Regions from separate parts of the Homo sapiens genome. Here region 2 is linked to region 1. Evidence: chromatin contacts called from ENCODE Hi-C or POLR2A ChIA-PET data. All regions are on one chromosome and are shown on one strand. Each heading gives the region's core, a stretch centred on a gene start or an enhancer-like site at or near the end of the contact. The rest is flanking DNA. Distances are from core to core; before and after follow the strand shown.

The links. A loop is a pair of places that touch in the nucleus more often than their neighbours do. ChIA-PET counts read pairs that join two places held with the same protein, here RNA polymerase II (POLR2A).
Region 2: a loop to region 1 is called in a map of endothelial cell of umbilical vein, with 2.2 times the contacts of the local background. The contact joins two enhancer-like sites. A Hi-C loop is called at or near these places in 4 of 168 maps with a recorded cell type or tissue (Caco-2, MCF 10A, PC-3 and 1 more). POLR2A ChIA-PET finds 5 or more read pairs at or near these places in 1 of 52 experiments (activated T-cell).

What each region holds. Positions count from the first base shown.
Region 1 is chr17:69,760,264-69,764,261 of GRCh38, forward strand. The region is part of intron 3 of LINC01483 (long intergenic non-protein coding RNA 1483); the gene reads left to right. Among named protein-coding and RNA genes, the nearest start is that of LINC01483, 170 kb to the left of the region's middle. RefSeq lists an enhancer at 1,314-2,513. Within about 2 kb of position 1,753, at least 6 of the 41 ENCODE cell types and tissues checked have a DNase peak (open chromatin) inside an H3K27ac peak, as active enhancers do; they include endothelial cell of umbilical vein, where a contact is called at or near this core.
Region 2 is chr17:69,826,354-69,830,351 of GRCh38, forward strand. The region is part of intron 3 of LINC01483 (long intergenic non-protein coding RNA 1483); the gene reads left to right. Among named protein-coding and RNA genes, the nearest start is that of LINC01497, 130 kb to the right of the region's middle. Within about 2 kb of position 1,883, at least 2 of the 41 ENCODE cell types and tissues checked have a DNase peak (open chromatin) inside an H3K27ac peak, as active enhancers do; they include endothelial cell of umbilical vein, where a contact is called at or near this core.

The sequences.
Region 1 (3,998 bases), core at 503-3,002:
TGGGGGGAGGAGGGAGAACTGTGAGCCCTTATTAAAAGTTAAATTATATAAATAGATGATATTAAAGACAAAGGTAAAGAATACTCAAAACTAGTCACTGAGGTTACTGATGCCTAATGTATTCATGTGGCAGAAATGCTATATGGTGGGGCACTGCCATGCAGTCAGTTGACCTCACGTTGGTAGCTTGACATTGGCTATGATGGGAATCTTCACACCATAAAAGTTGGGAAACATTTTAAATCAGGTAATGTTAAGTGTTTACCAACACAACACTAGGCAGGACCATGTATACCAAAGAATAGTCAAAGAAAGAGCAAAGCCTTTCTAAGCACTAATTTAGTTTGGCTGAGATGGTGAATTGGATTGAGGTGTAAACAGGGCTAGAGAGACTCTTCACAGACTTAGAGGGCTCTAGAAATTAGAAAACCCTTGGAGAATACCTGACTCAACAACCAGATTTGACCAATGAGAAAACTGAGGCCCTAGTGGTAATCTCCCCAAAACTAAACCACAAACGCATGGCAGCTAGGGCTTGAATGACACAGAAGATTTTCTTCTCTTTCACACATTGCACATGAAATGTCTGAGTAATCAAAGTTACTGTCAGTCTCACTCTCTTTTTTTCTCTATGCTTCCTAGTTCCAAAGCTGGGCTTACTAATTTTCTCATATATAGGACCAGTCTCACTGTACATCCCTAATATTGATATTGACCTAAGAAGTATTTAAATAAATGCCAGTCCCAATCCCATCCACCCCAACATAACCTGTGAGGCTTCCTAAAGTTTTCTATTTTGAATGACCCAGAATTTCCCCCATGTTATACTTCTCTCTGCTGCAGTTCTTCTATACTTTGAATTGGGCTCCTATGCCTGATGCCTCACCAGGATTCCTTACATGTTGATGTCCTTCTACTACATCTTGCAACTCTGGCACAGATCACTTGACTAAAATGAGACTGGGAATTACAATTATTTTAGATTGAGTCATTTTCCCACCATGTTGCTCTCATCCTGTCCTCCTGCTTCTCTATCTAACACCTCCCTTCCTTTCCCTTTTCTCTCAAATCTGACCAGGTACAGAACTCCTTTTTTCTCGTCTTCTGGGCTACTACATAGCCATGCTTCACTATAACATACCAAATGTGTTCCTTACACGTCGATCTTGGCAGTAGGATATACAATCAGAATTCTCATTATTCTTGACCCAAGGAGAGAGAATTGTTGATAAAATTGGCAACAACAAGGACAAACATGATTTATTTATATATTGATTTAAGAAATATGGGAAGCCTAGCCATAAAAGGCAGTATTTTATGTACTTGGCAAAAATATGAAAAATATAATAATTGAGGGCAAAGGTGTTGCTCTAAGAATTATTCTTAGAGGTGAAATTCAGAATAGTTATTTATGGACCTGGAGACCAAATAATAAAGGGGAAAGGAATTAGGAATTTTAGAAAAATATTGTTTTAGGCAAGAAGAAAGACACACAGAGGAGGTTAGCTGGGGTAGCAGTGTGCGAGGGGAGCAACAGAGGATGCGTATGAGCAGAGAATGAGGAAGGGCTATGAGGAACTTTGAAAGGGTGGAAACTTGGACTTTTGAAGGTAGGAATAGATTGGTGGAGAGATGTGGCTACAACAGAAGTTTGGAATGAACATTGGCAAAGAATCTCCTCATGGCGTGTTGGGAAAGATGGATGAAAGAGTAAGTGAGGTGAAAGGAAGGGAAATTGAGTCATAGTCCCCCAGTCCAAATATGCACTGCTGAAGGGAATTGAGCCAACAGCAAAGCTTAAAAAGAACTCATGACTGGATATCCTCAATGAGAGTGAAACCTCTTTCTTCCAGTTCCTGCTTGAAAATATAAACAACATGCAAATTCAAACAAAAAAATTCTTCCTCTGTCACGTTGAGAAACCCTCTGTTTACTTTGTTGTTGTGACTCACTTTGAGAGTATTCTTACAAGAATGCAATTTGTAGGGATGGGCAGACCTGTAGGGGGAAAAACAAGAACCTCTCTGGAATGTTTACCCATTCTTGGGACCATAGATTTTTTTTTTTTCTACAAAGGTCTCTATTCCTTTTTAAAAGACTCAGTTTAGTTTTGGAGAGGAAAAATATCTCAGATATAACAGCATAACTGGGGTGAGGTACACAAGACTTCTAAGAATCATTTTTTAAAGAAGCAATAGAAGATGCCCAATGATGTAAAACAAAAATCACTTTTCTTAATTCAAGTTTTACCCAAGTGGATACCAAGAGACAGGAAAACTTACAGGAATGGAATGATGGATGGTCATACTTGGACGTGCTAGCCCAGGAATGAAGAAGACTTAGACATGTTATAGTTAATTGTAGCTAAATGGAAGAAAAGGAGACAGGGAAAGCAAGAGGTAAATACAGGTCAAATCAAATCAAAGAATCAAAGCCCTGTGCTTCAGATGAAGTATTTTAATGATACAAATTGTCTGTGTCAGGGGCTTAAATGTGTACATTTAGGGGTACTGTCTCAAAAAAAATGAGCTTTCTTCCACAAAACTAAAATCCACATGGACAATTTTGAATCGGATGGATGAGAAAGCAAAGTAAGTTCTCCGTAAATACACAGATGCTGTTAAAGGATTGGTGCCTTTTTTTCTTGTCTTTTTTCCTTTTTTGGAGGGTGGAGGTGGGGCTAGATAATCTTGGCTTTAGAACATTTAATCCTGACATACTTTATAAGGAGCTGCATTCAGCAAAGTCTTTTGACATTCTTAATTTGCCTATCTTTGATCTCTGGAGAGATGAATCTGAGGTTATGGTGGTTCTAAAGAAAAAAACATTAATTCAATGACACATGTGTGAGAGAGGAATGAGCTAGAAATTAGGAGAGAATATGTAGTTGGGGGGTTCAGTGGCGTTTCAGCATTTCTGGGGAGTACTGTACAGTGGGGGCTCTGTGTGAAGCCTTTGAGCCAAGTGGTTGGAGACAAGGTAGATGGTATTTTAAAGGGCATCAGAACAATACTAATTAATCTGTTTTATTTTCACCTTCTGCTTAGGATTTTTTTTTTTCTGAAAGCACTTACACTTAACAAAGAAAAACCTTATTTGAGGAGCAAATACACAATCTTTCCTAACTCTTTTTAGAAGCCAAATGCAATTCAAATACACCTAGTCCTTCCTAAAATGCTTTATGTATTTTAACAAGTAAAACTAAGAAAATTGTATTTGTTAGTGCTTTATGTGAGTATGGCTGTGAAGTGTTTTCATCAAATTTGCACAGCATTTTTCTGTGACCTAATTTCACATACAGTTATGTGGCGTACAAAGAATTAACTTTAGAGACTCCCTGGGAAATACATCAAAGAGACACTGAGTCATCTTCTTGAAAAGTTTAAAGCCAAGATTGACAAGAGGCCTGGTTCAGAACAGACATGGCATTTATACTGAGGACCATGGACAGAGAACATGGTGGGTCCTCACATGGGCCCCAAATCAAGTCTCAAGAACGAAGCCTGAAATGTTGGAATTTCGGTGACAGCTGTTTCTCACTGGGCAACTTTATGATCCAGGGTAACAGCAGAGAGGGACTTACTTAAAAATAAGGATCCTTCTGTGCCTAGCAGAGAAGGCCAACTAGTATCCAGAGAAAACACTGGGAAAAACTTTGTGGTATTCAGTGGGTTACAAGATTGCCATCTGCATATATGATTTTCCTCTTCCATCTGTAGGTAAGTTATGTCCCTGGAAGAAAGCAGACCTGTCTCATGTTATTATTAGATTGATTTGTGTTCACAGTTTTATTTTCCCAATAAGATAGCAAGAGGCAATGCTTTCTAATTCTTTTATAATTCTTCATGGCACTTAGGATAGGGATAGGCATACAGCAGTTGTAAAATACATATTTTTGGTTAATAAGTTTAAATTGAAAAGTTGGGTAAGTGAATCAAAGATTCAGTTAATTCATGGTTCTGAAGGTTAGACCCGTAAATCTGTAAAAGTCTTTCAAA
Region 2 (3,998 bases), core at 633-3,132, 66 kb after region 1:
AGGAAAATTTTAAAATAGATTCACATAAAAATCAGTACATAAATGTTTAAAACAGCTCTAAAATGTATAATTTTACCAAACTGGAAACAATCTAAATGTCCTTCAGTAGATGAACGGATAAACTATGGTGCATCTGCACAATAGAATACTACTCAGCAATGAAAAAGGAATGAATCATTGTTATATGCAATTTGGGTTAATTTTAAATGCATTTTATTAAGTGAAAAAATCCAGTTTCAAAAAATTACTTGTGTATGATTACATTTACATGGCATTCTGGAAAAGGCAAGAGAGAGAATAGCTCAGTGATTGCCAGAGGTTAGAGGTTAGATATGTGTCTATGTGTCTATGTGTGCATGTTGTGGGGGATTGGAATGAAAGAGACGGCACAAGAGAATTCTTCGGTGTGTTGGAATTATCCTGTATCCTACATACAGTATAGTTACAAAAATTTATGTGTGTATAAAAACTCAGATCTGTCTACCAAAAGCAGTAAATGTTACTCGAGGTAAATGAAAAATAATGCTGCTGAATTCCAGGGGGAATGACAGAATTGATGCCAACTTTAAAGAGCTAAAAGCTGCAAGAATGATGATCCCCATCATGTCTCTGTTTAACCCACCATTCTCGGGCCTGCTACAATGCTGCACAGACTCTGTTGAACGACAGTAGGATATCACAGACTCCATCAACTAGAAGCCTCTTGATGGCAGCAGTGGTGGTAGATACTGTATCTTTGCTAGAGCAGATTGATATGGCTTCTGGTACATAGCATGTGACCACTGACTTAATTAATACATTTTTTTTTCCATCACTCTTAGGAAGGACAACCAGAAACAGTACAGAATCAAATTTGCATGGGATAGAAAACAGTATATATTTATAGTCTTGTCCCAAGGCCAAACTAATTTTCCTCCCATAATCAGAATAAAGTCTGAAGGGATATGGGTCACCTTGGTATTTTGCAGCACATTACACTGGTCAGCTATATGGGTGATACTGTTATTATTGGAATGGATGAACAGGAAATGGAAAATCTATTGGAAGTCTTGGTAAGATATATGCACTTGAAAGGATTGCCAACCTAAAAAACAAACAGAGGCTTTCTAAAAGAAAACACTTATTTGGGAATAAAATATTGCGATGGGAATATATGCATGCCATAGTAAATATGTGCATATTCAGGGAGGTAAAGGAAGACAAAGGTTTTTAAAGGGAAAAACTCAGGAGTATTACTTAATTGTTTTGAAATAATTATCCTTTGTAACAAAGATCAATAACAAGAGTGACGACAGTCGAGGTTAGGGAGGCAGTTGCTGGGCAGATGTCCTGGCAGAAGTATATTTTGTGTAAAGTTATTGTGGTCTTTGTGAAGGTTGTGGATTGTCTCATTTTTGTTGTTGTTGTTATCAAGCATACAAGTGTGAGAATCCTCTCTTCATGGCCTTCACTGGCCCTATCTGTCAGGATTTTCTTAACATTAGTGACTCCTTCTGACAACTTTCACAGGGTGGTAGATAAACCCTATGAAGGTACAGGTGCCCATTATGTCACTAAACTTTCTAGGAGTCCAGAGCCTAGAACATGCCAGGACAACCTTCAAAGCACCCCCTCCACCTCCAAGGCGAAGGAGAAAGCATGTTAGTCCTGTTTGGGTTCTGAAGTCTACAAATTTGTAGCATATGAGATTTCTGTTTTTCTTCCTCTGTGTTTCAAAAATAGACTGTGCCCTTCAGCACCTAAAAAATAATGAAATAACGTAATAATATTCATAATAAAGAATAGCATCTCATGCCAGGATTTCCAATATATCCTGCCTTTGTTGGTGGTCAGCAGTAGGAAGCGAATCCCTATTTTCCTCAGCCCAGTCATCCTCAGAGGACACTGGCAACGGGCCACTGTAACCACAGGGAAAATTAGACATATGACAAAGCTGGAGGCTAAAAATAGAATTCCTTTCCGATCAGCTTGTTCTATGCAATGCTTTTAATCTGGGGCTACCCTTCGTATGATCACTCAGTCACATGGACTAATCTAGTATCATCAACATCAAGGGAATTTCCAAGACACTTTACTATAGCAAATGAAATTCCATTTTTAAAAATAGGAAAACAATAGTGGTGTTCAGACGTTTTCCTGGATATTTTCTGGGGAACCTTCAGGGCTACTAATGTGTTTGTCTCTCAAGTATGCTTTAAGTTATCTTTGCTTGGTTCATAGACTCTTTTAAATGTCTGACTTATAACCACATCCTCAAAATACATTCATAAATACATTTGCCCAGCTTTGCCTACAGTTTCAGGTAAGTAGCAGAACTCCTGAAAAGCCCTGGGCTTTATAGACTCCCATGGGTAAGAAACGCTGCGTTGGACAATGTTTTTCCATGCCATGTATTGAATTGACATCTAAGCCAGCAACATTAATACAATGATCTAAAAAAGAGCTTTAGACACTGCAGCTATTAAGGTGTGAAAATTCTAGTTAGCAACAGGGACATCCTCTGCTGGAGATGAAGTTCTATGTTTTGTTATACTGAGCTGCTGAGTAATTCTTGTTTGTTCAGAAATCAAAATCCATATTCTTCTTTCATTGATTGTAATTTCAGTGGGGGCAAACAAGTGATATTAAAAGTTCGAGCTGTTGCTTAAGCCTTTAGTTATTGATATCATTATAAGATCAAGTCATTATTTATTATTTACTTTGGCTTGATAAATAGACTTGACGTATATGCTTACTTATAAGTTCCTCCTGAAATCATGCTATGATGAAATAACTAATAATGGCATTTAAAATAATAATGGCTATAGGTAATGAGTACTTATATGCAAGCATTGTGCTAAATGCTTTGGAGGCATTGTCTCAATGAAGTTGTACAATAATTCTCCCAGGAGGTAATATTATTCACATTTTACAGATGAGAAAGCAGAGGTATAGGGAGGTAAAGTAACTTGGCCAAAAGTCTGTATCTAGTAAAGTACAATGCTAGGATTTTGACCACAGGTCTTTTCCATTCCTAAAGCTTTGTATTAAATAGCTATGATATAATGCCTTTTTTGTAGAAAAAGAAAAAAGATAAATTTAAGAAAATCTTATTTATTATTTTTTCCTTTATTCATACAAGAGGATTATTTCTTTATTCACACAAGAGGATTTTCTTCATGAAAACTTAAATGTTAATGTTATTGAACTATAGCTTATAGATAATCAAATACAACTTACAATATTGCACATAATCATGTGTCTCTTTTAAATGTTTAGTTCAACTTGACAAATGTATACATCTGTATAACCACCTTCTAAATCAAGGTACAGAATATTTTTGTCACTGCAAATAGTTTCTTTATGACTGTTTGCAGTCTCCCACCTTTAGCAATCAGGTTTAATTTACATAACTTTAGATTAGTTTTGCCTATTCTAAGGTTATATAATAGAATCATATAGTATGTACTCTTTTGCTTCTGTCTTCTTTTGCTCAGCATATTTCTGAGATTCATTCCTGTACAAGATACATGCACAAAACAGTAGCTTGTTCCTTTTTTCCTGCTGACTAGTATTCCATGTCATGAATATCCACAATTTGCCATCTATTCCCTTGAGGTGGGACATTTTGACTGTTTGCAGACTTTTGACTATTATGTTTAAATCTGCTATAAACATTGAATTACAATTCTTTGTGTAGACATAGGTTTCTATTTCTCTAGGATTAAAATTACCAAGTCACATGGTAAATGTATAGATGTACATCTTTACAGGAACTTGTCAAACTGCTTTCCAAAGTGATTTTATCATTTTTCCACTAGCAATATAGTAGAGTTTGGATGGCTCCATACCCTTGCCAACACTCAGGACTCTCAGTTTAGCCATTATATATGTGTGAAGTGTCACTGTTGGTTTGTGTTTTCCTGATAGCTAATGATATTGAACATATGCTTATTGGCTATTCCTTTATCTTGTTTTGTGAAATATCTGTTCAAATCTTTGACCTATTTTTTAATGAG